Linked DNA regions of Homo sapiens: all the other regions are linked to region 1. The links are chromatin loops, found by intact Hi-C in ENCODE. Cell type or tissue: MCF 10A. All regions are shown on one strand. Links, peaks and the distances in the headings refer to the core of each region. The heading gives the core; the rest is flanking DNA. Region 1 holds the start of P4HA2-AS1 (P4HA2 antisense RNA 1). Region 2 overlaps PDLIM4 (PDZ and LIM domain 4). Region 3 overlaps SLC22A4 (solute carrier family 22 member 4).

Evidence for each region. Peaks named below come from ENCODE experiments on the same cell type or tissue, not always from the same donor. Only the 100,000 strongest peaks of a DNase experiment are listed, where the experiment ranks them.
Region 2: it touches region 1 in a loop (6-fold over the local background); 10 of 110 quality-filtered maps call a loop at or near these places.
Region 3: a loop joins it to region 1, with 4 times the contacts of the local background. A loop is called at or near these places in 3 of 110 quality-filtered maps.

The regions. Positions count from the first base shown.
Region 1 is chr5:132,175,355-132,185,432 of GRCh38, forward strand. It overlaps P4HA2-AS1 (P4HA2 antisense RNA 1), which reads left to right and starts at 9,522. Exons shown (of 3, transcript NR_047470.1): 1 at 9,522-9,733. RefSeq lists enhancers at 1,141-1,220, 1,881-1,940, 6,314-6,841, 9,184-9,685. In MCF 10A, for the core only: CTCF peaks have their summits at 1,847 and 4,977 (motif pointing right); a DNase peak (open chromatin) is centred at 4,967.
Region 2 is chr5:132,259,586-132,269,663 of GRCh38, forward strand. It overlaps PDLIM4 (PDZ and LIM domain 4), which reads left to right. Exons shown (of 7, transcript NM_003687.4): 2 at 3,024-3,175; 3 at 6,879-6,960. Among named protein-coding and RNA genes, the nearest start is that of PDLIM4, 6.9 kb to the left of the region's middle. RefSeq lists enhancers at 1,445-1,564, 5,552-6,826, 6,333-6,833, 8,687-9,230, 9,242-9,321 and 1 more. In MCF 10A, for the core only: no CTCF peak of the experiment used is centred there; DNase peaks (open chromatin) are centred at 1,296, 4,496 and 6,316.
Region 3 is chr5:132,308,028-132,318,105 of GRCh38, forward strand. It overlaps SLC22A4 (solute carrier family 22 member 4), which reads left to right. Exons shown (of 10, transcript NM_003059.3): 2 at 4,134-4,237; 3 at 5,587-5,741. It overlaps MIR3936HG (MIR3936 host gene), which reads right to left. Exons shown (of 8, transcript NR_110997.1): 8 at 3,249-4,226. Among named protein-coding and RNA genes, the nearest start is that of SLC22A4, 19 kb to the left of the region's middle. In MCF 10A, for the core only: no CTCF peak of the experiment used is centred there; a DNase peak (open chromatin) is centred at 5,554.

The sequences.
Region 1 (10,078 bases), core at 1,107-9,106:
TGTTTCCTTTGGATTACCAGTGCAAAACACATTTTTTTACAATTACAGTGCAAAATCCATATTTATTTGGCTAGCGTTATGTATTTATTTTTAATCTATGTATTAATTTTTTTTAAAAAGCCATAATAAACACTTGGATTCCAAATACAGTATTTTGTTGAATACTGTGCCAAATACATATCATACAGAGTAAAAATTTGAAAATATCTCCAAACCATAACAATAAACATAATAAGGTAATGATATAATACCTTAGAAGGTGTTAAGAACAAAGGAAGGAAACAAGACTATAAACAGGTAATGGGAACTGTGGGTGATGGTGTTGTTTATATATATATTATAATATATATTTAAAATATATTTTTATATTTAATATATTTAATATTAATTATATTAAATATATTTAAAATATATATTAATATATATTAAATATATATTAATATATTAAATATATATTAATATAATTAATATATATTTAATATAATTTAATATAATAAATATATATTATATATTAAATAATATATATTATATATTTAAAATATATATTAATATATATTATATATATTTAAAATATATAATATATATTAAACATATTTAAAATATATATTTAAAAATATAAATTATATATTATATATAATATATATTATATATTATATATAATATATAATATATATAATATATAATATATATATTATATATAATATATATTATATATTATATATTTATATATTTATATATTGTATATTTATATATTGTATATATTTATATATTATATATTTATATATTTTTATATATTATATATATTTATATATATTATATATATTTTTATATATATTTTTATATATTATATATTTATATATATTTTTATATATTTTTATATATTTTATATATTTATATATATTTTTATATATTATATATATTTATATATATTTTTATATATTATATATATTTATATATATTTATATATTATATATATTTTTATATATTTTTATATATTACATATATATTTATATATATTTTTATATATTATATATATTTATATATATATATTTTAGTGCCCAATAGGTAGTTTTATTCCAGTAGTATCCCCTAAGTCAAGGCAATCAAAATTGTCTCCAGACCTTGTCAAATATCTCCTAGGGAAGAGGTCCCCAATGCCCAGGCTGCAAATCAGTACCGGTCAGTGGCCTGTTAGCAACCGGGCTGCACAGCAGGTGAGCAGCAGGCGAGTGAGCATTACTGCCTGAACTCTGCCTCCTGTCAGATCAGCTGCAACATTAACTTCTCATAGCAGCGCAAACTCCACTGTGAACTATGCATGCACATGCGAGGGATGTAGGTTGCATGCTCCTTATGAGAGTGTAATGCCTGATGATCTAAGGTGGAACAGTTTCATTCTGAAAGCATCCCCCACCAACCCCCGTCCATGGAAAAATTGTCTTCCATGAAACTGTCCCTGGTGCCAAAATGTCTGGGGACCACTGCCCTAGGGGACAAAATCTCCCCAGCTGAGAACCACTGCTAAAGACATAGGAGAGTAATGGGAGGGAGGGGGCACTGTAATATTTTATTCTATTTCTGTTTTGCCTAAATTTGCTTAGAGGTAACATGCATGTACATTTTCTTTGTGTAATTAATAATTTTAAAAGTAAGCCTGTTTTCTCATGAGTAAAATGGGAACTATATACCTAAACTCTAAGGTTGCTCTAAAGATTAAGAGCAAAATAGAAACGAGTTACCAATTTCCTGGAACAGTGGGGGAAAAATACCAAGCAAAGTGAAAAAGGAAGTTCACATGAATAGTTATCAAGAACAGTGAAGAAAGAAGAGAGAATCGCCTCCTAGCTGAGGCTAGGAGAATGATCAGTCATTTTTGCCATTTGCAAAGATAAGTAAAACAGAAATAGGAACCATTTAAGGGAAGTATAATGAACCTGGTTAGGGATCTATTAAAATGGAAGAACTTGCGGGCCATCTAAGTAGAGCTGGAGCTGGAAGTTGGAAAGTAATAAAAGCTAGAATTAAAGACTCAAGAGTTATCAATATCAATATACTGATATCAAGTATTTGGAATATCAAGTATTTGGAAGTCATGAGCCTTCAGAGAAAAAAAAAATGGCTATAAAGAAACTCTGAGCCATAACTGAGGATTGGGAAAGGAGGGCCACAGGAGACTACGGTATTGAGAAGTTGTAGGCAGAGATAGAAGAAAAACCAGAAGATAGTTGGATCATGGCAGCCAAGAGAAGGGTTTAAACAAAGTGGATAATGTCTCCTTAGATCTCACCTTTATTAAAAAATAAATATTAACATATCAATACAAGAAGAAAAGAGATGAAATATATTTCATTCAAGAGAGAGTGGGGGTCAATCTCAAAACAGCACTCATGGACCATCAAGGCAATAACTCTGGAACTGAGAAGTCACTGGCCCAACAAATAAAGAAGGCAAGTTCTGCTGGAAGGAAACCCCTGGCACCTCATGCACTTCTACGACTGCCTGATCACTCAGGGCTCCTACAAGGCACCAGGCCTCAAAACCTTATCTGTATTCCCGTCCAGCTGGAGGGGAGCAGATTACACTCTTTTTTTTTCCCCCAAGAGAGTCTCACTCTGTCGCCCAGGCTGGAGTGCAGTAGCGCAACCTTGGCTCACTGCAACCTCCAACTCCTAGGTTCAAGCAATTCTCCTGCCTCAGCCTCTCAAGTCACTGGAATCACAGAAGTGTGCCACCACGCCTGGCTAATTTTTTTGTATTTTTAGTAGAGACGGGATTTCACCATGTTGGTCAGGTTGGTCTCAAACTCCTGGCCTCAAGTGATCCACCCACCTCGGCCTCCCAAAGTACTAGGATTACAGGCGTGAGCTACTGCACCCAGCCAGGTTACACTCTTAATAGCAACAACTTCGTAAATTATCTGAAGCAGGCCCTGGTCTCTGACCAGGCTAAGGCTATTTGGACTGTGAAACATGCAACCCACAGTTAATCAGAAACTCTCTTTGAAATGTTAACAAAAGACCATGAGATGCACAGAGGAAGAAAAGGGAAAAAAAACTATTTTCAGAGGGAGAAACAATCTACAAATTGGGGAATGCAACCTCCCAGGAAAACCAAAAGGACATACTCCAAAAGGGAATAGGAAGCTGGTATTTATGCCTTACAGGGATACTCCAGGGTGTGCGTGGTTTGCTCCTGTCCTCAGCACATTTGATCATGTCACTGCCTGCAATTCTGTCATCTTTGCTCCAAGACAGATAGATTTGGATCCCTTTTTTCCTTTTTCCTCAGCAAGTTCAGAAAAAGAGAAAAGTGTTGCTTGGCTATTTCATTACACACCAAAGTACAAAATGGGGAGGAAGTGTTTCCTGCATACACCATGGGCCCTAAAAAAGAAACTCACCATTGCCCTTCCCTTCCCTCTTCTGTCCCCTGGAGCTTGGCTCCCCTCTCACTTCCTTGGGACCTTGTTATAGTTGACTCCTAAAATTGCCGCCGCCATACACACACGCCCACATGGATCAGGGGAATCTGTGTTTAGAAATCATCATGAGGCTGGGCGCGGTGGCTCACGCCTGTAATCCCAGCACTTTGGGAGGCCGAGGCGGGTGGATCACTTGAGGTCAGGAGCTCAAGACCAGCCTGACCAACATGATGAAACCCTATCTGTACCAAAAATATAAAAATTAGCTGGGTTATATTTAGCAGGCTTAAAGGAATCTGTGAATATTCATGAGGGAAGTCAAGCATGTGTGCAGTGGGTAAACATATATGTAACATGCATTCCATGTTCACTTTGGGGTGGGGTTTTAGCATTAAAGTAAGGTGAATTTGGCTCTTTGCATCAAAAAGGTGAACTACAGGGCACAAAGACAGTTTGTGTACAGTCTCTATAAGCTGGCCAAAACTGGCTGGCTTGAGGTCTATGGCTATTTATCAGGAAAGAAAGTAAGGCCAATTCTCTGTCCCATCAGAATTGTGGCAGGACCATGGTGGGCAGCCAGCAGATCGGTCGGCTGGTGTCAAGTAGTAGTCTATCAGGGTCAACAGGAAATTTCCAGCTGTAGTTTCTGTGATGTTTTTCAGGACCTGGTTTCTGCTTACAGGAAAGAAAACCTTATGGTAGTTAGTAACACAGGGATACATGACCAAGCCCTCATCTTGCTGTGGCCGTTAGATTCTGGTTTTGGTATGTCTCATTTTAGCCACAGGGAGTCTGCTGGGGTATATTTCAACTCTAGGGCTCCAGATTTTTCATTCTATGTTGCTACTGCTAAAGACAATGTTTCCATAAATCAGCCTGATGTGATTAATCAGGGTTAACGTTTGATGACGGCTGGAATACAATGCATTCCCATTGTAAGTTTCCAAATCTGATGCTTATCTGTGAAAACACACTTTTTCATTTTATCATTATCATATCAGGAAGCTCTAACCAAAGCCTCAAATTCTTGAACTACAGAAGGTCTAGGAAGCTTTGAAACAGGCAAAATTTTGTGTGCACTTTTTAAAGGGATAAAGACCCTGAAATTTCATATGGGTCTCAAGAGGGTCTGTCACCCCAAAAGGTTAACAGTCATTGTAATTGTATTTTTCCTACATCAGGCCCTATTTGTGATCATTTGTTGAATAATTTCTGACACCTATTCTAGATGTTGGTCCAGGTGGGTATGTCCTCTAGAAGGCTGGATATAAGGGTCTAAAACAGAGCTCAAGAGAAAGATTTGAGTACAAAAAGACAATTCAATAAATCATAAACATATACATGTTAAAGCAGTGGAAGTAAAGATCCTTCCTCCTATAGCATACAGTACTACCGTGAAAAGGAAACAAACTAGACTAGGGAACATATATATGAGAAGCCTAGGCTGATGAAAAGGAGCCAGGGAGGCCGGAAATAAAGGAGAACTTGAATCACGAAGTGCTTCGCTAGAGGAAAAAAAAAAAACTGTCCGAAGTGTCTACTGGGTTTGGCCACTAGGAGGACCCAGAACACTTTACCAGACAATTCCAGAGAATTAGTTGGGGGAGACTCACTGCGTCAAAAATTTAAGAATGGAAGGTGAGGACAGTAAATCTAGCATAAGCAGCTTGCCTTAAGCTTCTTGAAATCAAAGAAGCAGGCAAGATGACAGCTGTGAGCCCACTGGGTACAAAAGCAGTTTGGGTCATTACTTTAGTGAGGCTCCGTTGGCTGCAAATTTCAAGAGAAAGAGATGGACTTTTCAGAGAAGAGTAAGAGAAGGGAGGACCAAGCTGGGGTGTGGGGAGGGGGCTGATCCTCCATGTTATAAACGCACTTTCAGAAAGACACTGAAAAGTGCCTTAAAAACAAAAAACTTTGAGCTTGCCAAATACCCATGGCCTTTCCTACCACTTATCTTCTCACAACCCCCAAATGCTTTACAAAAAAAAAAAGTTGGCAGAAGGGGTATAGCTCAGTGGTAGAGCATTTGACTGCAGATCAAAAAAAAAAAGTTTCCCCCGAGTTTAGAATAAAGAATCTTCACAAAAGTTAAACCTCTTCAAAGTAGCGTCAGCCTTAGATATTACGTCCAAGACATCATTTGACGCACCCAGACCCCCGCTCAGAGCACATCCTTGACTCACCAGCCTCTCTCTGACTCTGTCCTTGCGGAGGGACCGCCTCACAGGACAGAGCCCCACTGGCCCCAGGAGCCTTGCGAGCTGGTCCTGCGGGGCTGCTCTGCCAGACCAGGTCGGAAAGGAGGGGCCAGCCAGAGCCCTAAGCCAGGGCAGCCACAGACACAGCCTGTAGCCCCACTGCTGTCCGCTGACCCCGCCATTCTCACCACCTGACCTCTAGGAACACGCCCACAGGTCAAAGGCCTTTCCAGAAACCTCTGACCCTGCCAGACCCCGCCCCCAGGTCCTCAGAGGCCACGCCCCTTCCTGTGGCCTCGCACGGCCTCGCCCTTTCCCGAGGCCTGCGCGGGGGAAGGGGTGGTGTCCTTTATCTGGGGGGTGTCCTTTATCTGGGTACTGAGCTCCGAGTGCCATTTCAGTGCCCACTGAGCAAGAGAGGCTGCTCGATGCTTTCCAAAGGCCCATTCTGGGCACTGGGGATAGAGAAGTGGAAAAGCAAAGTTCTTTCCTTCAAGGACCTTCTATACCATGGGGGAGACAGACCACGAACTGATACCCAAATTAAATCTCTTAACGGGTGGTAGTGATGTGGGGCAGGTGAGCCCCAAAGTGGAGCTTAGCCCACGAGAGTTCTTGGCTTTGCCCAGGAAAGAATTCAACGGCAAGCCAGAGGTAGAAGAAAACAGCTTTCTTGAAGAGGCAGAGCAGGGCTACCCCATTGACAGTGGGTAGCAGCTCAGGGCAGTTTTGCAGTCATGTTTATTACTACTTTTAATTACATGTAGATTAAGGGGAGGTTTATGCAGACACTTCCAGAGAAGGAGTAGTAACTTTGGGGTCATTGGGTCATTACCATGGAAAGGGGCCCTAACGCCAGGGTGTTGTCATAGCAACTGCAAACCGACGTAGCACCCTGGTGGGCTGATTGAAAGCTACTTTGGCCCTGGCCCTGTTTTAGCCAGTCCTCAATCTGGTCCGGTGTCCGACGCCTGCGTCTGGAGTCAAGTCCCACCTTTTACCTCAGTGATAAGTGCTCTAAAGAAAAATAAAACAGGGCTGGGCGTGGTAGCTCACGCCTGTAATCCCAGCACTTTGGGAGGCAGAGGCGGGAGGATAACTTGAGGTCAGGGATCGGAAAGCAGCCTGGCCAACATGGTGGAACGCTGTCTCTACTAAAAATACAAAAATTAGTCGGGCGTGGTGGTGCATACCTGTAATCCAAGCTACTCGGGAGGCTAAGGCAGGAGAATCGCTTGAACCCAGGGGACGAAGGTTGCAGTGAGCAGAGATCGCACCATTGCACTCCAGCCTGGGCTACAAAGCAAGACTCCATCTCAAAAAGAAAAAAAAAGAAAAAGAAAAAGAAAAAAGAAAGAAAACAGGCTAAGGAGGAAGAGAATGAGAACGCAAATCCTTCGTAGTAGTCATGAAGGCCTCTTGGAGTGGGCTGCAGTGAGCCGAGACTGCGCCCCTGCACTCCAGCCTGGGCAACAAAGCAAGACTGTCGAAAGAAAGGGAAGGAAGGGAGGGAGGGAGGGAGGGAGGAAGGGAGGAACCTCTTGGGAAGATTGCTTGAGGCCAGGAATTCCAGACTAGCCCGAGCAGCACAGCAGTGAAACAAGAAGAACTCTTTTGGATAAGGTAATCTTTGATCAGTCTTGAAAGGAATGAGGGTAGAAACTACTAGGTATTGGTACCTTCCAGGCAGAAGGACCAACAAGCACGAATGTACTGGGGCCGTCAGTGTGACTGAAGCAGAGGGAGCTGGGGAGAGGGTCATGGCAGTGGGGAATATGCTCGCTCCTCTGCCCTCGGATGGAGTGAGGCTGCTGTGTTCTTCTAGACCTGGTAAGGACTGGACATACCTACAGGCTGGACAGTGTGACACAGAAGCCATATGACTTCCCGTGTGTGCGCTTCAGTCATCCACATAACCAGCAATCAAACAGGCAAGACGGTGTTGGTGCAACAGTTACATTGTACTAAGAAGCAGGCAGCTTTTTCAACCATGTAAGATAATTATTTTTAGAATTACCAGATATTATACAAAATGCCCAGTTAAATTTCAGATAAGCAACAAACTTTTTAGTATGCATATATCCTATGCAAAAATTATGTGTTATTTATCTAAAGTTAAACTGGGTGTTACTTGTATTTTCATTTGCTGAATCTGGCAAATCTAATATTGGAGTCAAAATGCCAAGTTTGGAAACTTAAGAGCAGTGCTGTGCCAAACTATATTGAAGCCTGAGGCAAAATGAAAAACGTATGCTTCTTACGTACGTTTTCGTGTTTTTGTTAATTTTTACACATTAAATTGGTTGACAATATTGAAAGTTGGTATATTAAAACTCATATTAAGTTTAAATATTTTATACCAATGACTTTAATGGAAGTAAACTGATCAATAAAATTGTCAAAATCTACTCTTCTTAAGTGACGATCTTAAATAATGTTCTTTTTTTTAGACGGAGTCTCGCTCTGTCGCCCAGGCTGGAGTGCAGTGGCGCAATCTCGGCTCACTGCAAGCTCCACCTCCCGGGTTCACGCCATTCTCCTGCCTCAGCCTCCCAAGCAGCTGGGACTACAGGCGCCCGCCACTACGCCCGGCTAATTTTTTGTATTTTCAGTAGAGACGGGGTTTCACCGCGTTAGCCAGGATGGTCTCAATCTCCTGACCTCCTGATCCGCCCACCTCACCCTCCCAAAGTGCTGGGATTACAGGCGTGAGCCACCGCGCCTCTTAAATAATTCTTAATTAACTTCAGGATTTTGCAGGATACCATGGTGCATTGGTCTGTTCTTGCATTGCCATAAAGAAATACCTGAAAATGGGTAATTTATAAAGAAAAGAGGTTTATTGGCTCATGGTTCTACAGGCTGTACAGGAAGTGTAGTGGCTTCCATTTCTGGAGAGGCCTCAGGAAACTATGAATCATGGCTAAAGGCAAAGGGGAAGCAAGCACATCTTACATGGCTGGAGAAGGAGCAAGAGCAAGAGAACGAGACAGTGAGAGAGACAGAGAGAGAGAGAGAGAGGAGGTGCTACATTTTCTTTTTGAGACAGGTCTCTGTCACCCAGGCTGGTGTGCAGTGACACAGTCTTGGCTCACTGCAGCCTCCACTTCCCGGGCTCAGGCAATTCTCCAACCTCAGCCTCCTGAGTAGCTGGGACTACAGGAGTGAGCCACTATGCCCAGTTAATTTTTGTAGTTTTTGTAGGGATGAGGTTTCACCATATTGCCTAGGCTGGTCTTGAACTCCTGAGCTCAAAGCAATCCGCCCGCCTCAGCCTCCCAAAGTGTATACACACTTTTAAACAACCGGATCTCACAATAACTCACTATCAAGAGAACAGCACCAAGGGAATGGTGCTAAACCATTCATGAAGGACCGCCTCCATTATATGATCTAATCACCGACTACCAGGCCCATGACCAACACTGAAGATTACAATTTGACATGAGATTTGGTGGGGACACAGATCCAAACTATATCACACTGTGACTGGTATTGTTTTAAAAAAATTATCAGGACCATTTTGAAATTTGGGTAAGGCTGCCCGAAGAAAAATTTGCAAATCCGTTTTAGAGGATACAAACATCATGATTTTATATTACAAATGTGAACAAAAGTTCCCTGGAAGAAAGAGACTTTATTCCAGTGAATAGTTTGCAAACTAGGGAGTCCAACACAGCCTTCAATGTAAAAGGAAGGTGCGGTCCAAAGAACAAAGGAAGGGTTCTAGCTTTATAGCAAAAGTTCCTGCCCTGGTTCCCAATCAGGTGCACTGATACAAATGAGATGGAAACACAGTTCTGATTGGTTGATACAACTGAGCAGCAAGGGAGGTGGGCTCTGATTGGCTGGTTCAGGTGAGCTCTGAAAGTTCCAAAGTTAAAGAGGTGTGGGTTTTCAGGGAACTCAAAATAGGTGTGTGGCCTCTAGTCACCAAATGGCTTCTTGGCTCTGCTTTAAATTTAGGCCCACTCAGCCACTTAAGATCCATCTTGAAGGACTGGCTCTTTCAGGGTCACATTTGTTCATGCAAACTATTGATATTGCATGCTATTTACCACTATTTCAGATGAAATTGCCACAGGATATAAATCATTGGACTATTTAAGAGGTAAGTCAAGGCCATGGCTGCTTTTTGTTAATCAGATGTATTCGTAGAAAATTTCTCCAAGTAAAAATACAAAAATACTTCATTTGATTTTTCATATCTCCATCTCTAGGACATCTGTAATCTCTTTAATTTCTATTCGACGAACACTTTTCCCACAATAATTGATATACTCATTCAGTAATTTGTATATTTCTGATTTTTCTTTAAGTATATTTATATCTCTTTTAAAGTTTTACATTAACGAAACATAACTTTAAGTTACTTTCTCTCATTTGTTATAAGCAAACGAATAGGCCTTTTCTTAAGCATGCAGCTTTGTATATAGTCTTTTTTTTCATAAACCTT
Region 2 (10,078 bases), core at 1,237-9,236, 84 kb after region 1:
CAGGCCACAGCTTGCCTAGCAGGTACCTCTGGGGCAGGTCTACAGGGACTGAAGATATGTGGGAGTGTCTTCACCAGTGGGGCTCAAGATCCAGCCCCTCCCTTGCTTCCAGGACCTCCCCTACGCGGGACCTGGTAGGGAGGGACAGCCTCACACAGACAGGGAGGAGGCTATCGGCCCGGCAGGGCTGGGGGCTTGCAATCTCAGCCCATGAAGCCTCCAGGAGTCCCAAGAACATCATCCGGGGCTCCTTCCCCACAAGCTATAATGATGGCTGGCCTTGGCCAAGCATCCAGGGTGTGCCAGGCCCTACCCTAATGGGTGTTGGTAACAGCTCCCTCCAGTCCCTGTAGTGAGCACCACCTTATTTATGCCCAGCCTCCTGTGGGGGCTTTACATGCCCTGTTTTTCTCAAATAGTCCTTACAACAGCCTTTAGAAGTAAGGACTCCCTCTGGCCTTACATAGATGGAGACCCAGGCACAGAGAGGCTAATGTAATCAACCTAGAGAAGCAGAGTGGAGACAGGAGGAATCCAGGCAGTCTGCAGTTTGCTGTGACTGTGTAGGACAATGTGGCACCTGGTTCTGACTTGGACTCCCAGCCCACCACATCTAGGCTGGGTGGAGCAGGGGCTGGGAATGCAGCCACTACCGGTAAGGGGCTGATTCATGCCCTCACCGCCCACCTGACTTCACTGTTCCTGTCTCTGTTCCTTCTTTCTGTTTATCCTGTGCTTAGGAGCTAGACGGATCGGCCTGAATTCCACTCTGTCCTGTGACTTCCCGCTTAGAGCCCTCCATGGTTCCCAGCCACCCAGGAGAAATGCCAGCTTCCCACCCGGGTGTACAAGACTCTGCAATATCTGATCCCTGCCTCTTCTCTGACTTCATCTCTCCCACTCTCCCCTCACTCATGATGCTCCGGCCATACAACCTTCCTTCTTCTTTCTCTCCAGATATGCCATTATACATGCTGGTCCTTCTGCCTGGAACACTATCTCTCCCTCAGATACTCTCTTTTCCCTTACCCCCTTTGGAAGAAAAATGCAGGTGTTAAGAGCATAGTTTTAAATTTGGAATCAGGTGGCCTGGATTGAAATCTTGATTCAGTCTTTTATCAATTAACTATCCTTCTGTACTTCTCTGGACCTCCGTTTCCTGATCTAGGAAATGGGCTTGCCTTCAGGATTAATGAGATAATGCATGTAAAGGTGACTGGGAGAGTCACAATTTCTTGGCCTCACGCCCTCTCTGACCAGAACTCCCCTAGCTCAATAGAGCTGGCAGCATCCCAGCCACCACTGCTTTCAAGAAACTTCCTCCGCCCACAGAAGCCTGAATGTACCCCTTGTGCTGGCTGAGTCATCCTGCCGCAGTTAGCCGCCCCCTGAAGAAAGACTCCTCTCCAGTGTGGGGACTGGGGCATGGCATCCCTCCCCCAAGCTTCTTTCTCTTCATCTGTAAAATAGGGATGAGAACAGCCTCTGCCTCACCAGGTGGTTGAGGGGTTGCTGTGAGCTAGTTATGGGTAAAGCATAGAGCCCAGGCCCTGGCACAAGGCAGGTATCCATGAAGGGGAGGAGGCAGAGGATGGCCTTGAGGGGAGGGTGGGATGGTGCCAAGTGGGTGTCTCCCCCAGGATGACAGGCTTGCACAGGTGCCCAGGCCCTACAAGTGAACATTAATGATGGGCTAGTTGGCTGAGGGTGTCATGCTTCAGAAGAACGTTTCCTTGAGGCAGCCTACTTCAGGGCAGGTCAGCTTGGGCAGTGCCAACACCAGGCCTCCAGCCAAGGAGCTGCCAGCACCTCAGCTTTGTCCACTCACTACTGAGACCTGGCTGAACTGAGCCTAGCTGGGCTTCCAGGAGTTCCCACCAGTAGGAGCTCCCACCCAAAAGAATGGGGTCACTGGCAGCTTTTGAACCAGCTGGGCACTGGCTGGAGAGGCTGGGTAAGAAATATATTTCTAAAGGCTATGTTGGGGTCAAGGCAGGGTGAGGGGTGCTCCATGGCCTGGATTCCCCTGAGTTGCTTACTTAGATATCTCTGTGAGTCTAACTCCACCCCCCATTCTAGCCTTCTTCAGTTGACCAGCATTGTAAGAGCTTCCAGGTGTGAACACTGCTTGACCCCGAGGGGTCAATAGTGGCACTGAGGTAGCCTGAGTTCCTGTCCTGCAGGGGAAGTAGAGGTAGAATTCTGACCCCCAAACGCAGGCTGTCAGCTGGAACTGGATGGCCCTGGACTTGCTCAGGGAGGTGATGTTCAGACCTTCCCATTTTAATTATAATGAAGTATTAACATGAACAGTGTAGGGGGAAAAGGTGGTCATGGGAGCACACTGGGTAGTGAGATCCCAGAGAGGCTCCCAGAGGAAGTGGCCTCTATGCTGAGATCTGAAGGATGAGGATGTGGGAGTCAAAGGAATGTTCCAGGTGGAGGGAGCAGCTTTTGCAGAAGTGTAGAGGTGAGTGATATATGGTGCCTGTGAGCACCCCATAGACATTCACATGGTCTGGACAGAGTGTGGGTGTGGAGGTGGGGATGAGAGTTGAAATCAAGCAAGTAGGAAGGCAAGGTCACTAAGGGTTTGAATATTAGGTCAAGGTGTGTAGTCTGTCTGGTTGGGGCCTTGTCTGTGTAGGGTATCTGTGATATGTCCATGCTGTGTATGTATCTGTGAGCACCTATGTCTCCATGTGTCTCTGTGTCCCCTGCATGTCCTTGGGCACATACGCAGGCTGCAAGAACAACATCCATTTGTCCCAGCCCTGAGGAAGCCCTTCTCGTATATCCTCATGCCCTGCCAGGCCTCCAGGTGCTGGAGTTGGAGGTGTTTCCAGCAAGGCTGCAGCCAGGCTACATGGGGACCTCAACCAGCCACTCGGCTTGCCCATCCACAGGCCATGCTGGTAGCAGGCCACACTGGCTAGGTTCTGAGGTTGGAGGAGGCCTAGGGCACAGCTTGCAGCAAGACCATATCATGACTGTGCCCAGCCATCTGGCTTGTCTGCTCGCAGGTCCATGCTGGCAGCAAGGCTGCATTGGCTGCCCTGTGCCCAGGAGACCTGATCCAGGCCATCAATGGTGAGAGCACAGAGCTCATGACACACCTGGAGGCACAGAACCGCATCAAGGGCTGCCACGATCACCTCACACTGTCTGTGAGCAGGTATGCACAGGTGGGCTGGGCTGGGAGGATGGAAGGACGAGGTGGGCAGTTATGGGCAGCTGGCATTTTGGGTGAGCCCAGCTTCACACAGCCTCTCTGCCTCAGCTCCTGGGTGCCCCATCCAGGAACAGTCCCAAGGAGTAGCACTTTCATGGGGGCCTGGCAGATACTGTTTAGAGTTATAGCTTAAGAAGGGAAGAAATCCCCTTTTAACTTAGACTAGAAGTGTGTTGGGGCACTTATGGCAAGTGTTGCAGGCAACTGAAATAAGACCTTGAATAGCCTCTGGGGCATTTGTTTCATTCCTTTCCCCTCCCCTGAGTGACCAGCTTGATGACCATTTCAAAGTAGTTTCTTGTGCAACACCTCATTTAACCCTCATTTACCAACTTAAAAAAGGGCTACTATAGTCCCCACTTCACAGATGAGACAAGTGAGGCTCAGAAAGGTTAGATGGTGCTTAAAGTCACACAGAGAGGGAGTGGGGTAGCAAAATTTGATTTTGGGGCTCTCTCCTAAGACTACAGACCCTTAACTTGGCTGCTGACTACTCCTACCAGCCCCTCAGCTGCCCTGCCACAGCTGTCGCCACCGTGGCCCACACCTCTGCCCTGGTTAAATCTGGATTTGGGAAAAGTTCCCACTAAGGACTGTGTAATGCTTTGCAGCCAATCAAGAAGGGGAGGACAGGGGGTTACCAAGCCCATCTGTGCTCCATAAATGATCCTGGGATAGAAGGTCCACTGGGGGTGGGGGTGGGGGGACCCAGCCTTGCTCAGGTCCTGGGTCTTTACTCAGCTCTGAGAAGCAGTTGGCCTAAGCCTGGCTGAGTGGGATCTCCCCACTCCCCTGCCCACCTTGATCCACAGAAGTCGGGCATAACTTATCAGCTCTGCCGTGTTCACTGCTGAGGGGATTTCCATGACCCCCTGTGGAAGTACGTGGGCAAAGCCTCCCCAAACCACAACACAGCTAACCATGCCTCTGAGCTGGCAGGGTGGGAGGTAAGCCACTGGCTTGGAGCCTTTAAACATGGTGGAGAGGCCTGTGAGGTCAGCCCTGTTTGTGCTTGGCCCTGGCACACGGTGAGGATGCTCCATCTTTGGAGTTCAGCAAAGCTGGTCCTCATCCAGCCTCTGGAGCCTTAGGTGCCCAGATGACCTCTATGAGCCCGGGGTTTCCTTTCCCATTAACGGATCACATTCATCACCCTCCTCCAGACTGAGATACAGGCTGGATGGGGGAAATGTCAGCATTGCTCTGCCCATGAGTGACCTCTGAAGCTTCCCCACTTGGCTGGGATCCTGGCCCCTGACTCACCTCCAGCCTTGACTCTGTGTGGCTGAACAAGGGCAGCCCTAGTGGTAGTGGAGTAGTGGGGAGGAGTGCCTCAGAGGGGGCCTGAGTCAGGAGCTTCTCAGAGTGTATGATGTCAGCGGAGGGTGGTGGGGTGGAGGTCCCCCTCCTTCTTTCCTTCCTTCCTTCCTTCCTTCCCCAGTCCTTTGTTCCAAACCAGGCATGGATGGAGCCAGAGGTCCACTGACCTGTTCCACTCTGAGCATTTCAGCCCCAAAATGTCACTGGCCATGGAGCAGATGAGAGCACATTCTCTACTATTACAGAGCTGGGTTGAGAATTATGCTCATAATTTTACCCATAAAAGAGAGAGAGGGAGAGATAACTATGCTGTGCTCCAGAAAGTGATTTAATCTCTTGAGCCCATAACTTCCTCAACCAAAAATATGGACCATCTTGCGCTCTGGACATTGAGTGATGATGTACCAGGCCTGCTCAGTCAGAGTGAAAACCTGAGTCCTGCCCTGCAGCCCCCTCACACATGCAGACTCTGGGGGATCAAGACATGAGGGCCACCTTGACTTTCTGAGCCAACATTTCTTCTCCTGGACACTTGCCCACCTGCAAGCTTTCTGACTCTGCTCCCTATCTTGCCTGCTATGCCAGGACCTATGCCTGGCCCCCAACGACACTCCTCCCCGCCCCCACCACACACACCCACACAGCAAGGGCTCTGCAGTAAATCAGCCTGTTGAGCTGGCTGGAGTGAGCTACCCTGTGCTCTCACTCCCAGGGTTCTACCCCAGACCAGCTTCCCTATCTGCCCTCTTGTGTACAGAGAGCTCTAATCCCCCCACCAACTCCCCCACAGAATGAAAAGTGTATCAAAGGCCCAGCTTCCCCACTGGGCTTCTTTTGCTTTGAGCCCAAAGCCAGGCATCCAACAATCCAAGCAAAATCACACTTCCTGGGCATGTTCTATAGGTCCAGGACCTTTCTGACATCAACTCCAACACTGAGGCCACTGATAGAGTCCCTGTTGTCCATCACATGTGGCCCAAGGTACCTTTGCACAGCCTACCCTTTGCCTGTCATTTTGTTTAAAGAGCCCAGCCTGGGATGGGGGTTGACACATGATTAAGCCCTTCATTCTGATCTGATGCATTGGGCCACATTAATGGCTCTGGGTACTTTGTGCCCTTCGACCTTAGACGTCAGGCTTGTACTGCTCTTCTGGGCAGAACTTCAGGGAAGTTGAAGGCCAAATAGCCACACAAGATGTCCCAGCTTTATCCCAGAGGAGTTCTGAGTAGATAGAGGCCACAGTTAGAGCTGTGAGTTAGGGTACCCACTTGGGAGCCTGGTTGAGGGGGCTAGAGACAGGGACTATGGGGCTGGTGTTGCCCTGGGGCAGCAGAGCTCTAATACCAAAGGCCTGGAGTAGAGAGGTAGCCTCCAAGGGACTAAGGAATGGGCAGAGGCGAGGAAGTGCAGAGTGAGTATGGACCATAGGCATAGATAGATTATTAAAACCCTCAACTGAAGGGGGCAGAAGAGGCAGGGGCAAGCTGCTAGGTCAGTAATGAGACCTTGAGAAGCCTCAGGAGGCTTCGTGGGGTGAGTTGGAGGGCATTATTCCCCTTTGGTCTAACCAGCCTCACCTCATACCCACCTGCCAGTCCAGGGTCCATGCCCCTTCCTGGCCTGCCTTCTCACAGGGCTACTGAGTGACAGGGCTGGGCCTTAGGCACGTAGCCTCTCGGCCTGCCTGCCCTGCTTATGGCAGGTTTATGATGTTTTTCTCCCTCCTGAGTGGTGTTTGGCTTTTGGTTTCTATGGCGAAGCAGGAATTTCCTAATGGCCTGTTTCCCATCTGGGCTGGGCAGACTCAGTGATGACTCTGCCGGCAGCAGCAGCAGGAGGAAAGACACACCCCTCAGAGCCTCCATTCCACCTACCCCAGAGCCGACGGACGCCTGACCCCACACCCCACCAGAGGCTGTAGATGCCCAGAGGATGCGTGGATAGGCTTCTAGCTGGTCAATGTGTGAGGCCTGGCTTGCAGTGCTATAAGCTGGGCCTCTTTGAGCTGAGCTTCTGTAGGCCACGAAGAGGGTGGAAGATTAGGGAAGACACAGGGCTTCTCCTGCAGCCTCTCCAGGAACCAGACTAGAGAGGGATTGGGCAGCCGATGGGGACAGAAGCATATAGCCCTACCCCAGGAGGATGGCAGCTAGAGTTGTGGCTCATTGCCACAACAGTCACCATTGTGGTACAGGGGAAAGCACTGGAGTGGTGTTCTTCTACCTGCAGGGCACAGCCCAGAGCCCAGCCCCTCTTGATCCTGGCTCCCAGGCATGGTGGGCGTGGTAGGAGACATATCTGACCATCACAATTTCTGCCACAGGCCTGAGGGTAGGAGCTGGCCCAGTGCCCCTGATGACAGCAAGGCTCAGGCACACAGGATCCACATCGATCCTGAGATCCAGGTATGTACAGACACTGCCTGGCCTGGCCTGGCTCAGAGTGAGCCCAGGGCAGAGGGGCCAGCATGCAGGTTCACCTGCACTGAATGTCCTCACTGGGGCTCTCAGATACCCAAGACAGAGACTGAAGCAGAAGTTTTCTCTGGACCACATCCATACCCCATCCCATGTTCCTCAGATGATGAGCACCTGGTGTGGGCTCTGTCTCTACTCCGGGCAATCCTGGATTCTGGACCAAGGTGCCTATGATGTCCAGGATCTGGGCTAGGCCTTGGTTTGCGGCTATCACACAGCCAGCTGGAGTTCACTCTGGTGCTCAGTGATGCCAGACCAGAAAGAAGTCACTGTGCTTGCAGCGGGGGAGATTGGTGGCAGTCTCAGGCTGTGGAGTGACCTCAGGCTATGGGACACTCCTCTGAGTGCCCTATCCAAGCCTGAAGTTCTCTCCTGGCCATCCTGTGGTGCTTCTAGCAGAACTTAGGCTGCAGGCCTGTCTGCCCAGTCACCTTTCTGTGTGTGATAGAAGTCATATCTCTGGTCCTGTCCTCAAGAAGAGTGAGGGGGTCAGGCTATTCTAGGGCCTTGTTTTGCCATGGCATAAGGAGTAGCCAAGTGGGGATGACTGAGGTATCCAGAGCCATCTCTGGGCCACAGAGTTTGGGCAAGGAGACTGGGATGGTCTGTGATGGAGCCAGAACCATGGGACCCAGCATGTGGGACCATTGCCTCCTGGGCCTGCCTTTGTCCACCCTCTCAACATGAAAGAAAAGGGGCCAAGGCAGGGAGAGGCTTCACTGAACCAGAGGGAAGGATGTGCCCCAGCTTCTCCCTCACTATCTACCCCAATCCCATCTTGCTCTATTCCCTACCCTGCCTGGCTGGCATCCCTGGAGCCAGATGCTTACCACCTTCCAGGCAGTGCCCATTCTGGCAGGGGAAAGGCACTTAGAAGTTCTGGGCTAGGGGAAGCCAGGGGCCAAAGGAGCCCAGAGTAGTCACATGACTCAGACAAGGAGTCAAGGAGTGCTTCCTGGAGGAAGGGGTATTGAAGCCAAGACCTGAAGGGCTAGGAATGGTAAGGCAGGCAAAGGGGTATAGGGAGAGGAAGTGTGGCCCAGAGGTGAGGTCTTGCACCACAAGTTCAGAGAAAAGAAAGGTCCAGGGGAAGGGAGGACAAGATGGAAGGAGTGAGAGGACAGAGGTGAGAGATGAGGTGGTGGAGCAGGGCCACAGAAAGGCTCTTGGGCTTCTCTATCCTGGACCTCAGCTGTTCTTACAGGGATTCATGGCCACATCTGTGTCTCAGAAACTTGCTCTGATGGCCCCATGGACCCCAGACCTTAGGGGTAGGGGTACATGTTGCCATAGACAAATGAGCCAGGTTTGCCACAGGCCAGGCAGAGGGGAGCAGCAGGGTGTGGGCCTCAAGCTCATGCATGAGGCCCAGCCTCCCTCAGAGGTAGCAGTGCCAGGATGACGTGGTGGGGAGGGGGTTCAGTCTTCCAGGAGAGGCTCAGGGCCGGTGGGCCTGGGAGGCTGGCGACTGTAGAGCAGCTCCCCCTGCCCCCACACTTGTTCTCATTGACTCCCTTGAAGACCAGGCTGCCAGTGGCTCAGACTGGAGAAGGAGGGAGTTTCCACAAGCACCAGGGCAGCCCCTCAGCTGCTGCCCCACTTTTGTACTTAAAAGGTCATGGGCTCCATGGGTGGTGACAAAAACACCCCCACCCCACCCCTGCAGGGCTGAGTCCTTGCTAACACAGACACAGGGCCCATTGTCCCCATGCTGCTCCCACCCTCTGCCTGAGTGGGGGTGTTGGGGAGGGGGTGGAGCTAGCTGGAGCCATCGAGGAGGAGGAAACCACAGTTGGCCCTAGGACCAGCACAAGGTGCCCTGGCACACATCCCCGAGTGGGATGGGACAGGGCCAGCTGGAACTTCAGGCCCACCTTCCCTGTGGGGCGATAGGAGAACCTCCTTCTCTCAGGCCTCTTGTGGGAACACAGGAGGCACTTGGCCTAGCCCAGGGTGGAGGAAGGATAGTAACTTATTACTATCCTTCTGGGTTAGTAGGGTTTTCTGGAAGGAGTGGCAATTATGCTCAGAACCAGGTGATGGGGAGAAGCAAGTCAGGTGGAGCAGGCAGTCCTTGCACACTCAGCCTGTCCTCCCCAGACCAGCAGAGAGCTAGAACTGAGCCTCTAGGAGATGGCACCTGCTCATCTGGACTCAGCGCCTGCCTCCATCCAAGTTGAGTGTCCCAAAGCAGGTAGTTACCCCCATCCTGCTGAAAAATCCACTGAGGCTTCAACAACCAAGTGGGCAGCAGGCTGGTTCTCAGAGCAGAGGAGCATATGGTACGAGGTGTACCACCCACAGAGGGGGAAAATACAGGACTGGGGGCCCAGGAATTCCCCTGACAGCCATTCATCCAACAAGTATGTGCTTTATGCCAGGCACTATGCAATTGTCTTATTTCATCTCCACAAGGAACCTGATGTGGAAAGCATCACATTCCCCAGCTCATAGATAAAGAAACAGGTTCAGAGAGGTGAAGAGACTTGCCCAGTTAGGGGATAACCCTGGGACTCAAACTAAAACTGAGGTAGCCATGTGTGTCCTAGCCACAGAGTTCAGGCCTAGAGAGGCAGCTGCATGGGTGACCGTGGGAGGGGCAGTGGCTCTGATGGCCCTGCAGTGGACCCCTGCACCCTGCTGGGTAGGGGTGAGTGAGGGCCTCCTTCCTCCCAGTCCCAGTCCCTCCAACTCCTCCCTCCCACCAAAGCCTCTGCCCGGAGGCTGAGCCCCACCCCCACTGGCCACAGCCCATCTGGTCCCCATTAGAGGTCAGCCCTGCCTGCATGCTTGCCCGACAGACACACGTGTGAGAGCGCTCACGTTTCTCAGGGGCTTTTGTTGGGCCTGATGTGGATAGGGGTTTTCCTGTTGCTGCTGCATTGATGGGGGCCACCTGGGCAGCAAGACCCTCCTGTTTGTCTGTTGGGGTGGGGGAAATGGAGGGGGGCCCACCCAACTGCTGGTCTGCCTGTTCCCCAGGTTCCCACCCTACAAAAAGCAGGGGGTACTCAGGGCAGAACCCCACAGGCTCAACTATGCCTCA
Region 3 (10,078 bases), core at 1,081-9,080, 130 kb after region 1:
TTGTTAAGCACCCACTGTGTGCCTAGCACTGTGCAAACACTAGTCATCTAAAATATGATTATACGGATTATTCAGGTTTTAGAACTCTGTCCTTCTGCTGGAGGATGGTGAGGAGGGGGTGCCTCTTTCCTCTCTAGCCAAAGAGCAAGGGTGAAGTGGCCCAGAACAGCGCCCACCCCACCCAGGGCTGCTGGCCTCATGCATGCACATGTGCACATCTGTCCTGTAAAGTATGCTTGACCTTGAGCTTTGTGAGGGCAGGGACCATGTCTTTCTTGTGCCCTACACAGAGCCTGGCCTGGAGCAGGTAGGTGCTGAATGTCAGTTGAATCAATGATTAAGCAATTTTTTTTTTTTTTTTTTTTTTTTTTTTTTTTTTTTTACCAATTCACTAGGAGAACTTGGGCTGGTTGCTTTATTGCTCTGTGCCTTCATTTCCTCATTTGTAAAACAAGGATAAGAGTACCCATCTCACATGCCAACCCTGAGATCCCCTGAGATAATACACGGCACTCAGTGAGCACTCCACACACTGTTACTGTCTTTCCCATTACTCCCTTTACTATAGGGAGCCATGGGAAGCGGCACATCCTTCTATGCCAAGAGTGACCTCCTATCCCCTATTACCTTGTCACCTGGATTTTTGTTTCTTAAATTAGAGCTGAAGGCCATGCGGCCCAGCTAAATGGAGCTCACTCTGCTCTGTTGTGAGAACCTTGGTCTGGGACCCTGCTGATGGGACAGACATAGTAACCCCGGGAGGCCCCATCAGAGGGGCAGGGAGAGGGGAGGTAAGCTATGTTTCAGAAATGTTAGGATTTGACTTGAAAGCACACCCCCAAAGCAATGCCAGCCAGCTCCTTACCAGGACATCTGCCATTAGCCTCTGAGCTGGTCATGTGTATGTATGTGTGTGTGCATGTATGTACAAACATGTGCAGGGACCCACAGGGACAGGTCTGTCCCATCAAGGAAAACACTGTCTCCCACTGGGCCCGCCATGTCACTGTTAACCACAGGGAGGTTTTGTGGCCCTGGCTAGCGGAGACCCAAGACATATCCCTCAAACCTGAAGGGCCCAGGGGCAGGCAGGGCCGGTTTCCTAAGAAAAGCCTTTTCTAAAGGACCCCTCTTAGGACTGGCAGCTGATTTACTGGACTCTAGCCCTTCGCTCCAGGTAGAACTTCATCTGCCAATCCTGTGTCCTAATACCAGGCCCCTCACAGCTTTCCAAAAAGACACTTGCGGCACCATAACTCCCCAAAGGAGAGCCCAGCCCTAGAATCAACCATGGGCAGCCATGCAGTCTAGCTGCCTTCCCCTGCTGGTTGTAAGCAGGGTCTCCAAAGGCAGATGGCACCCCTCATGGGCTTGGGGCAAACGGCCACTGCGTGTGCATGGCTCTTCCTGTGCTGCATGATGCTGACAGGGCTTCTTGGGCCCCTCTTCAGGGAGGGAATGGGACCGAAAGCCATCGATGCAGAGCCTACAGGAAGGAGAATGATGGGAGATGGCCCTCACCTCACCCCCCTTCCCAGTGTCCCCATTCAGAACTCCTGCATCTGCTTCATTTCCTGGAGGCCAGGTTTGATCCCCTGCCAGGGCCAGCTTCATGGGCATGCAACTGTGCAGTCACACAGAGCGCCACACTTGGTTTCAATGCTTTGCCATTGCTGTATTGAAATTCTTAATAATTTTTGACCAAGGAGTTCTGCATTTTCAGTTTGCCCTGGACCTTGCAAATTAAGTAGCCAGTTCCCAGTCCTACCCTTTGCTCATGCAATGCCTGGCTCCACATCTAACAGCCTTCCATTCCTTTCTATCTCTAAATCCTATCTATCCTGCCCTAAGGCAAAGTCCAGACAGAAAAATATTTGACAGACTACAAAGGAGAGCACATTATATTTGAAAGAGCTTTTCTGCTCAACTGCAGATGGAATGATGATGGTTGGCATGTTAATGCCTCTACCAATCTTGAGTTCTTCTTGGCTCAGTCTGAGGCTAAAGGCTGTGATGGAGGCCTTCTACTCCTAGTCCTGGGTAATTGTCTCCTGGTATCACATTCCTTGAAGAAGTGTAGGGCATCATATTTAATAAGCTCATTTTGTCCTGCCTTAGGGAGTATAGGTCCAAAGCAGGACACTGGTACAAGATTGGGTTCTGAGGCCCAAGTAGGTATCTATCATGCTCATTTACTTGCTATGACTTCAGACAAATCCCATTCTCACAGTCTCAGTTTAATCTTCTGCAAAATGGGTCACACCACATCATGAGGCTTTGGGCCTCAATTGCTCATCTCTCTAAGTCAGAAGCAGAACCCAAGCTTTTATCTGAAGCTTTGGACAATTATTTTTGGAGGGAGATGGCCATGAATGCAGGCACACGTCCTGTTTACCACTTCCGGTCTATGGACTGGCAGAACACATTAATCTGGCCATACAGTTTTAGAGGATTCATTTCCCTTTCTCCTGAAGCCCATGCAAGAGCCCCAGGCGAGGCAATCCTGCTCTGGGTACAGTCTGAGATTTATCCTTGGATTGTGCCTGAGCAGCAGAGCGCTAACTTCCTGGCCCGAGTTGTTTTTCTTCTGCAGAGCTGTGTTGGGCGTTGCCTGTGGCCAGCATTTGAGCACTGTGACAGGCGGCCTCATGAATCTTGCTATTGTCTCTAGGACAGGACTATTCTCGAGGACATTATCCTCAGCATCACAGAGTGGCTCCTTTGTGGAAGAAGTACATAGGAGACACTTCTTTCGGATCTCAGTATTCAGAACAACTGTGCTTCTGCGAATAAGCAGACTACTTCGGATACTGTAACCCTTCTGAGAGCTGAGCTGCTGGGATACGCAGAGCCAGTTTTGGAGCCCCGTCTGGCAAGCAGGCAGGCCCGTGGACAGGATAGTCTAGGGTCAGTCTTACCCCAGGCTTGGTTTTTGCAACTTCCCTCCTCTTTATTTTCCATTTTCCCCAATTCCCTTAGCTTTTTGTTTTACATTTTTCTCTTGTGTGTGTCTTTATAAACACCTCTGTCTGCTGCAGAATAAGGTGTGATATAAATATGTGAGTTTGTGCTTAAATCCACCACACTTTCAAGGGAGTTGTGAGGATTCAGAAGGAATTGTTTGGCGAATGCAGTAAAAGCAGCCCCATCCAAGATGGAGCTAGGGCTGGGTGGGAGGCAGGGGTCTTTCCTCCAGACTGGATCATCTCGCCACAGACAGCAGCCCCCAAAACCCAAGCCCAAAGTGCTCATTGGCATCTGTTTGTTTATTTATTTGTTTTTAATAAATGAAAGGTCACTAAACACACTTTGAAATTTTTGTCACCTCCCTTGAGATGTTGCTTAATTGACTTAAGTCAAACTGAAACTCTGGCTGAAACTCATTTTGTAGATGCACTGGCAGGGACTTGTTAGGGCAGCAGCATCCCACAGACCCTAGGGAATGGGAGGGACCACACTTCTGGAAAGACTGGATGGGAAGGAGGGTGTAGGGATGTAGGAGGGGAGCTAGGGAGCCCTGGAGAGGAGTAAGTAGGCCCCAGAACGATGGGGCCCCGAATCAGGCCACAAGCTTGGCCTAGGCGTGAGTGGACCAGGGACCACATGATTTCTCAGAGGGGCCTGCTCAGAAAATAAAGTCACAGAGCTCCTGGAACCACTTGCACTTTTCAACAAGGGAAAAGAAATTTTACGCCTGGACCAAGTGGCCATGCCCTCTGCCCTGCCCTTTGGGCTTTTCAAACACCTCCCCTCCGCACTAGGCTGGCTTCTGAAGATGCAGTGCCACCTTTACTTTGGACTGCCTCACAGCTGAGGGGTCACCAGTCACAGCCATGGCCTTGGCTGGCTTCTTGCTATGTAATGCGAGCGGAGTAGGAGCATCACCCTCCCTTTCCAAAGAGGATCCTGAGTTTCAGGGAGGGCAGTGACCTGCCCCAGGTTACTCTCCCCAGTCCCGGCACAGGCCAGTCAAACCCAGGGCTGCAAGGCCTATGCCCTTTGTACAAAGGCAATATCCTGGCCCAGGGGAGGAGAGTCTGCCCGCCAGCCGTGCTAATATTCCCTCAGAGCTGGGCTGGGGTTGAGGTCTGCCTCAGGGTTGGGCTCACGCTTCATGCTGTCTTCCTTGGCAGTGGAATCTGGTGTGTGAGGACAACTGGAAGGTGCCCCTCACCACCTCCCTGTTCTTCGTAGGCGTGCTCCTCGGCTCCTTCGTGTCCGGGCAGCTGTCAGACAGGTAAGCACATGGGAGGGGAGGAAGGTGGGATGGTGCCCCTTGTCAATCACTGCCTATCTTGGGGCTGGACTGAATTCAGGGTATTTCTACCCAGAGAAAGGGAGGACCCTCAGGCCACTGATTCAGTGATAGGAGGAGCCCCGATGTCTCCTATTCACCCCGCCCTCAGTCCCCTTCACCTGGACACACTTTTGTTCCATTCTCCCAGCCTCATGCTCCCAGGGCTTTGGCCAGTGGTGGGGAGGGGCCACTGACCCCACTGGAAAGTGGGGTCCTCATACCACAGACTCCTTGACAAAACATGACGCTGCCATCACCACTGCCCTCCCTGCTCCACCACCACCTCAGGGGTAGGGGTGGATGGCACAGGATCTGTCTGCAAACAGCCAGCAGCCAGACAGTGAGCCCCAACTGTGCACACACTGCTGCTGTGGCTTGGACCCTGGGCCAGGCACTGGGGCCACAGAGCTGATGCTGGCTCTGACCCTCATAGAGCTTACAGGCCTGAGGAGGCAGCATCACAGCACCAGGAGACAGTATTCCACAGGCCCCTGTATGTGCTGGGTGACCAGTGCAGGAAGGTGGGGGTACTAAATGGCAATGCTGGGGAAAGCCTCCCAGCCCAAGCCAACAGCCAGAGACATGAGTTTGGAAAATGGGGCGGGAAAGGCTGTTCTGCTCACACCTGTGCTCCATTCTATCCACTGGTCACTACCAGAATGTGAAGATAATACTTAAAACAACTTCAGTGTCACCAACAGACATTGCTGAAAGCTACACCTTCCCACAGAGCAGTGGTTTGCAATTTTTGTTGCACGCTACTCATCTGGGAAACTTTCCCAAATCCTAATACCCAAACTGTATCCCAAAATCTTGGGAGGTGGGGTGCTGGCATCAGTATTTTTTCCAAGCTCTCCGGGTGATTCCAAGTGCAGCCAAGGTTAAAAACCACTTGCAGAGTGACTCTTAGTTCTGGATTTACAGAATTTTCATGTTGCTGATTCAAGAAATATCTGCAATCTGTGCTGTACCCACTTTCCAGAAATGTGCTGGTAGCATCTATCTGTGGCTCCTTCTAAAGAGCATATTTCCACAAGGTCCTTGCGTACACTGCTCCATGCTTTTGAGACATGGTGTCTCCACAGGAAGCTGAGAATCTCAAAAGATATCTCCTGAGCAGATGGATGCCTGAGACCTCACCAAGGAGGAAGATGGGAGGATGTGACAGAGAAAAAAGTCTGCCAGAGCCCTGAAAAAACACTAAGTCTGCATTGATGCCTGACTCAGGGCTTGCAACACACCTTGGCAACCTACACATCTCATGTTTTGTGTTATACTGCATTCTCTAGGTTTGGCAGGAAGAACGTTCTCTTCGCAACCATGGCTGTACAGACTGGCTTCAGCTTCCTGCAGATTTTCTCCATCAGCTGGGAGATGTTCACTGTGTTATTTGTCATCGTGGGCATGGGCCAGATCTCCAACTATGTGGTAGCCTTCATACTAGGTAGGAATGGCTTCTGGGACATGGGGTGCTTCCCTCTAACCCTCTGAAAGGCCCAGAAAGAGGAAATCATTGGGCCATTGGGCTGTGCTTCCAAAGCCTTTGGATATATGTGTCTTGGGAGGGAGCCGTAGCCACAGCTCTTGGAGCAAGTCAGGGGCAGGGCAGGCACTCGCAGGGAGCCACCTCTGTGCTGAGCCCTGAAATGTGGTGGAGAAGAAGAGCAGGAGCCATTAAGAACCAGCTGCACAACAGCTGAGACACATTCTCTGGAGCACAGGGCTTAAGAGAGGCACAGAGGAGGACAGTTTAGGGGAAGGGCAGCCTGAGGATGTCTTTGATCTGAGTTGTGTAGGCTTGAGACTTCTTCCTGGTTGCTTGTGAAGAGACTTAGGGTAGTCACTGTGGCCAGTACACAGGTGGGGAGGCTCATGTCAGACAGGGGGAGTTCAGTGCCAGCCCGCCATCACTGGGCCTATCTGGCCTCACCCTGAGTTAGAGCCCACCCCAGAGCCTATCAGCTAAGCACAGGACAAGCCTCCCCACACTGATAGCCCCATCTCCTGTCAGGCTGCATGAGGAAGACTCATCAGTTACAAGGTCATGAAGAGGTCCCTGGGGCCCTCAGCAGCTTTTCCTGGGAGGGAGTTAGGTGAGCTCCAGGCGAGTTGATGAGGGTCATCCACAGGAGTGAGAGAGTGTGTTCTCTTGAGCCCAGCGAATGGGCAAATGAGAGAAGCAGAGGTGAGGGGTATCCCTGGGACAGTAGACACCAGTTCCCATCATCTCTAGGGTGATAATATATTCTAGGTGGCTCAGTACCATCCCAATTTGTCCCTATTGTCACAGTGTCATTATTAATAATACTCCTTTAATAGAAGTCTAACGATTCTTCTTGCCTCAAAAGTCCGAATCTGGTTAGGTGACTCTGATTGCTTTTTAAGAGTCTGAAGGACTCGTTGGCTTTGGAGATGCTGCACTGTCTTAATTGATGGTGTGTACACCTTCTGTCAAGTTGCCAGGATGGAAATATTCCAACTCTACTCCTTTAATTATTTGCGAAGAGCCCCGTGCCATGGGCTCAGCCTCAGTGTCTGCAGAGGGGAGAAGGGAGGAGACAAGGTGGGAAGAACATGCTGGAGCCACATGGTCCCAGCAGGTAGCACACTCTTCAGCAGGCCCCAGCGGGAGGAGGCTGCTCCCCTTCCTGCAGGGGGAAGGAGCGGGGCAAGATTTTCTTGAAGATCATTTGTGTAGAGGGCACAGGGAGCTTCAGGCCAGTGTTGTTGGAAACTGGAGGTTGGAGGAACTTAAGATAGAAATTGCAACCTCCTAGTCCCCAGTGGCTCCAAGAACACAAGGCAAAGCCTATTGTCTTCATGTTCAAAGTCCCCAGAATCCATCTTCCATGTGACGATCCTCCCTAAGCCTGAAAAACCCAACATGTGGCTCTGCTTGGGCCAGACACATACCAAAAGCCAAACAGGCCTCCCCAAAACGGAGGACTCTGACCAGCAGGCCCATATCCCAGGAGGACCTGAAGGACCATCTGGAACAGAAGGGTAGAGAGTCACGGTGAAGCCAGAGAAGCTCTCTCCGTGGGAATGGGAACAAGGTGGGACTTGTGCCAGGTGGTGGCATCCCCGGTTCTATAGAATGGGCAGCACTGAGATCTGCCTTTTTAGTGGCACAGGGTGATTCTGGAGCCTCCAAGCCTCCCCTGTGTGAGCGGGTGAGGCAGGGAGAGCATACCCCAGGCTTCCTACAGGAAAGGGCTGCCCTCCCCCGCCGGCTCTGACACTATCATCTACTCTCCTCCCAGTTCCCATGCAGCATGTGGTCCCACATGCAGGGTGAAGAAGGGTAAGAGGGCCAAGGGGAAAGTAAGGCCATGGAAGATCAGTCAAGCCAGCCAGTCAGTAGGTAAGACCCTGGGTGCAGCAGCCTCGCTATCAGCTGGGATCCAGGCCTCTCAGGGCTTGCTATCAGCCTGGGGCCAGGCCTGTTATAGGGTGCTCTGGGAGCCTCTTCATGGTAGTTTTACTCCATTGTGCTCTGCAGGAAATTACTGGCTTTTGTATCCTGGTATGAGACTCGTTGTGTTGGGTTCTCAGGTCTGAAAGTTTAAGTGTCCCTGAAAACCAGCCTGCTCTGGAATGGCTGGACGCCCCAGTCAGCACCTGGGGTTGGGGGACACAGTACAAAGGCAAGGTGGCTGCTAGCTTCCCTACAGTGCAGCAGTGCTCTCTGGTGTTTCTGGGATAAAATAGCTGAATTCCAGGTTGTATTTGACTAAAATAAACCAAAGGGTGTGGTCTGGGCTGAGGAGTTTGGTAGGTGCCTTCGCTTCCACCCTCTGGCCCTAAGGAAGGGTTGGCAAAGCTCTGCATGATAATTTCACATTAACTTGGGAAGCCAAATTACTCCCACTGTCAAAGTAGTGCAGAAATGAGTCCTTGTTTTGTGCTGCTTTTAAAAAATGATCAAGGCTGCCACAGTCGTAGCAGACTAGAAAAGAGAAAGAAAGAACAGTGCTACCCTACACAGCATAAAGCAGACATGCCTGGAAGTGATGGTGTTGCCGGAATGATGCTGGTTTAGGAGGAAATGACCACTCGGGACCAAGGACACTAACCCTACCCACGTTCCAGCTCCCCTCACAATCTCCTACTGTTGCCCAGAAATAATGCCCTCCACCTGTCAATAGCCTTCTGGGTAGAATGCCATCAGTATCCTCTCTTATCCCCCATAACTAGCTGCTTAAACACAAAAAGTGTTTCTGTATTTAATAACACAGAAAAAACTCTTGACTGATTCATTAATTCAGTATTTTTCAGTACTTCTAACATCAACCTCCATGTGACATTTCTTTGGGCATGCTGAACCATTTAAAGCTTTGCTTCCTCTGATGTCTAGAGGTTCCTCCTTTTGATAGGTGTGTAAGTGATGGCATCTTCCTTTACAACTCTGGCTACCAGGAAGCTCAGGCAAATTTGAAATTTAACTACATCAATGATGCAGCTTTTACCAGCCACATATATATATATTTTTTACTGTTTTTAAATTGAACAGTTGAAATATAATTTTGTCTTCGCCTGTTTAGGATGCCGTAACAAAATCCTATAGGCTGGGTGGTTTAAACAACCAAAATTTATTTTCCACAGTTGTGGAGGGTAGAAGTCCAAGATCAAAGTGCCAGCAGGGTTGGTGTCTGGTGAGGGTTCTCCCATTGGGTTGCAGATGGCTGCCTTCTCCCTAAGTCCTCACATGGTCTTTCCTCTGCGCAAGTGCTCAGAAAGAGGGAAAGCAAGAAAGAGAGAGTGAGCCATAGAGAGCTCACTCTCTGGTGTCTCTTCTTGTAAGAACACTAATCCTATACCCTATCAGGTCAGGGGATCAATGTATGAATAATAGAGGGACACAAACATTCAGTCCATGACAGATTTGCATACCATGATATTCACACTTTTAAAGTGTATAATTCAGTGGTGTTTAGCATATTCACAAAGTTGTACAGCCATCAACACTATCTAACTCCTCATCACCCTGAAAAGAAACCCTATACGAATTAGCAGTCATTTCCCTCTTCCCCTCGCCCCTGGCAACCACTAATTTACTTTCTGCCTTTAATGGATTTCCCTATTCCGCACATTTGATATAAACAGAATCATATATTATGTGGCCTTTGTGACTGACTCCACTTGTTTTCAAGGTTGATCCATGTTGTAACATGAATTAGTATTCCACTGGATGAAGACAACACATTTCGGTCATCCATTCATCAGTCATTGAACACCTGGGTGTTTCTACTTTGGGGCTGTTATGAATAATGCTATGAACATTGGAGAATAAGTATTTTTGTGGATATATGTTTTTAATTCTCTTGGGTATAAGGTAGGACCTCTGCTGGGTCCTATGGTGATTCTATATTTAACCTTTTGAGGAACTGCCAAACTGTTTTCAAAATAGTCAGCTGCGTATTTTTGATCTTTTCACCAAGGCACAACTTTTTACTTTTCTTTATATCTTACTTTAATGTTACCATTATTTTATTGTATTTAAATTTGAAGTTGCCTCAAAATCTCCAAGGGATGAGCTGGCATATAAATACGTAAACATGATGCAGAAATTTGCTGGCATACCTTATTTGCATTGCACCGTAAGAGGGAAGAACTGGGGAGACCCAGGGAAGAGCAAGAACTTACTCCTGTCTATTCACAAGGAGCTCACTGCCTGGTTGTGCCTCTGCAGCCAATGCAGCTGTCACTGTGGACATGGGGACATGGGTCAAGGGAGTGGGGCACATATTGCTGGGTATACACAGAGATAGGAAATGTTAC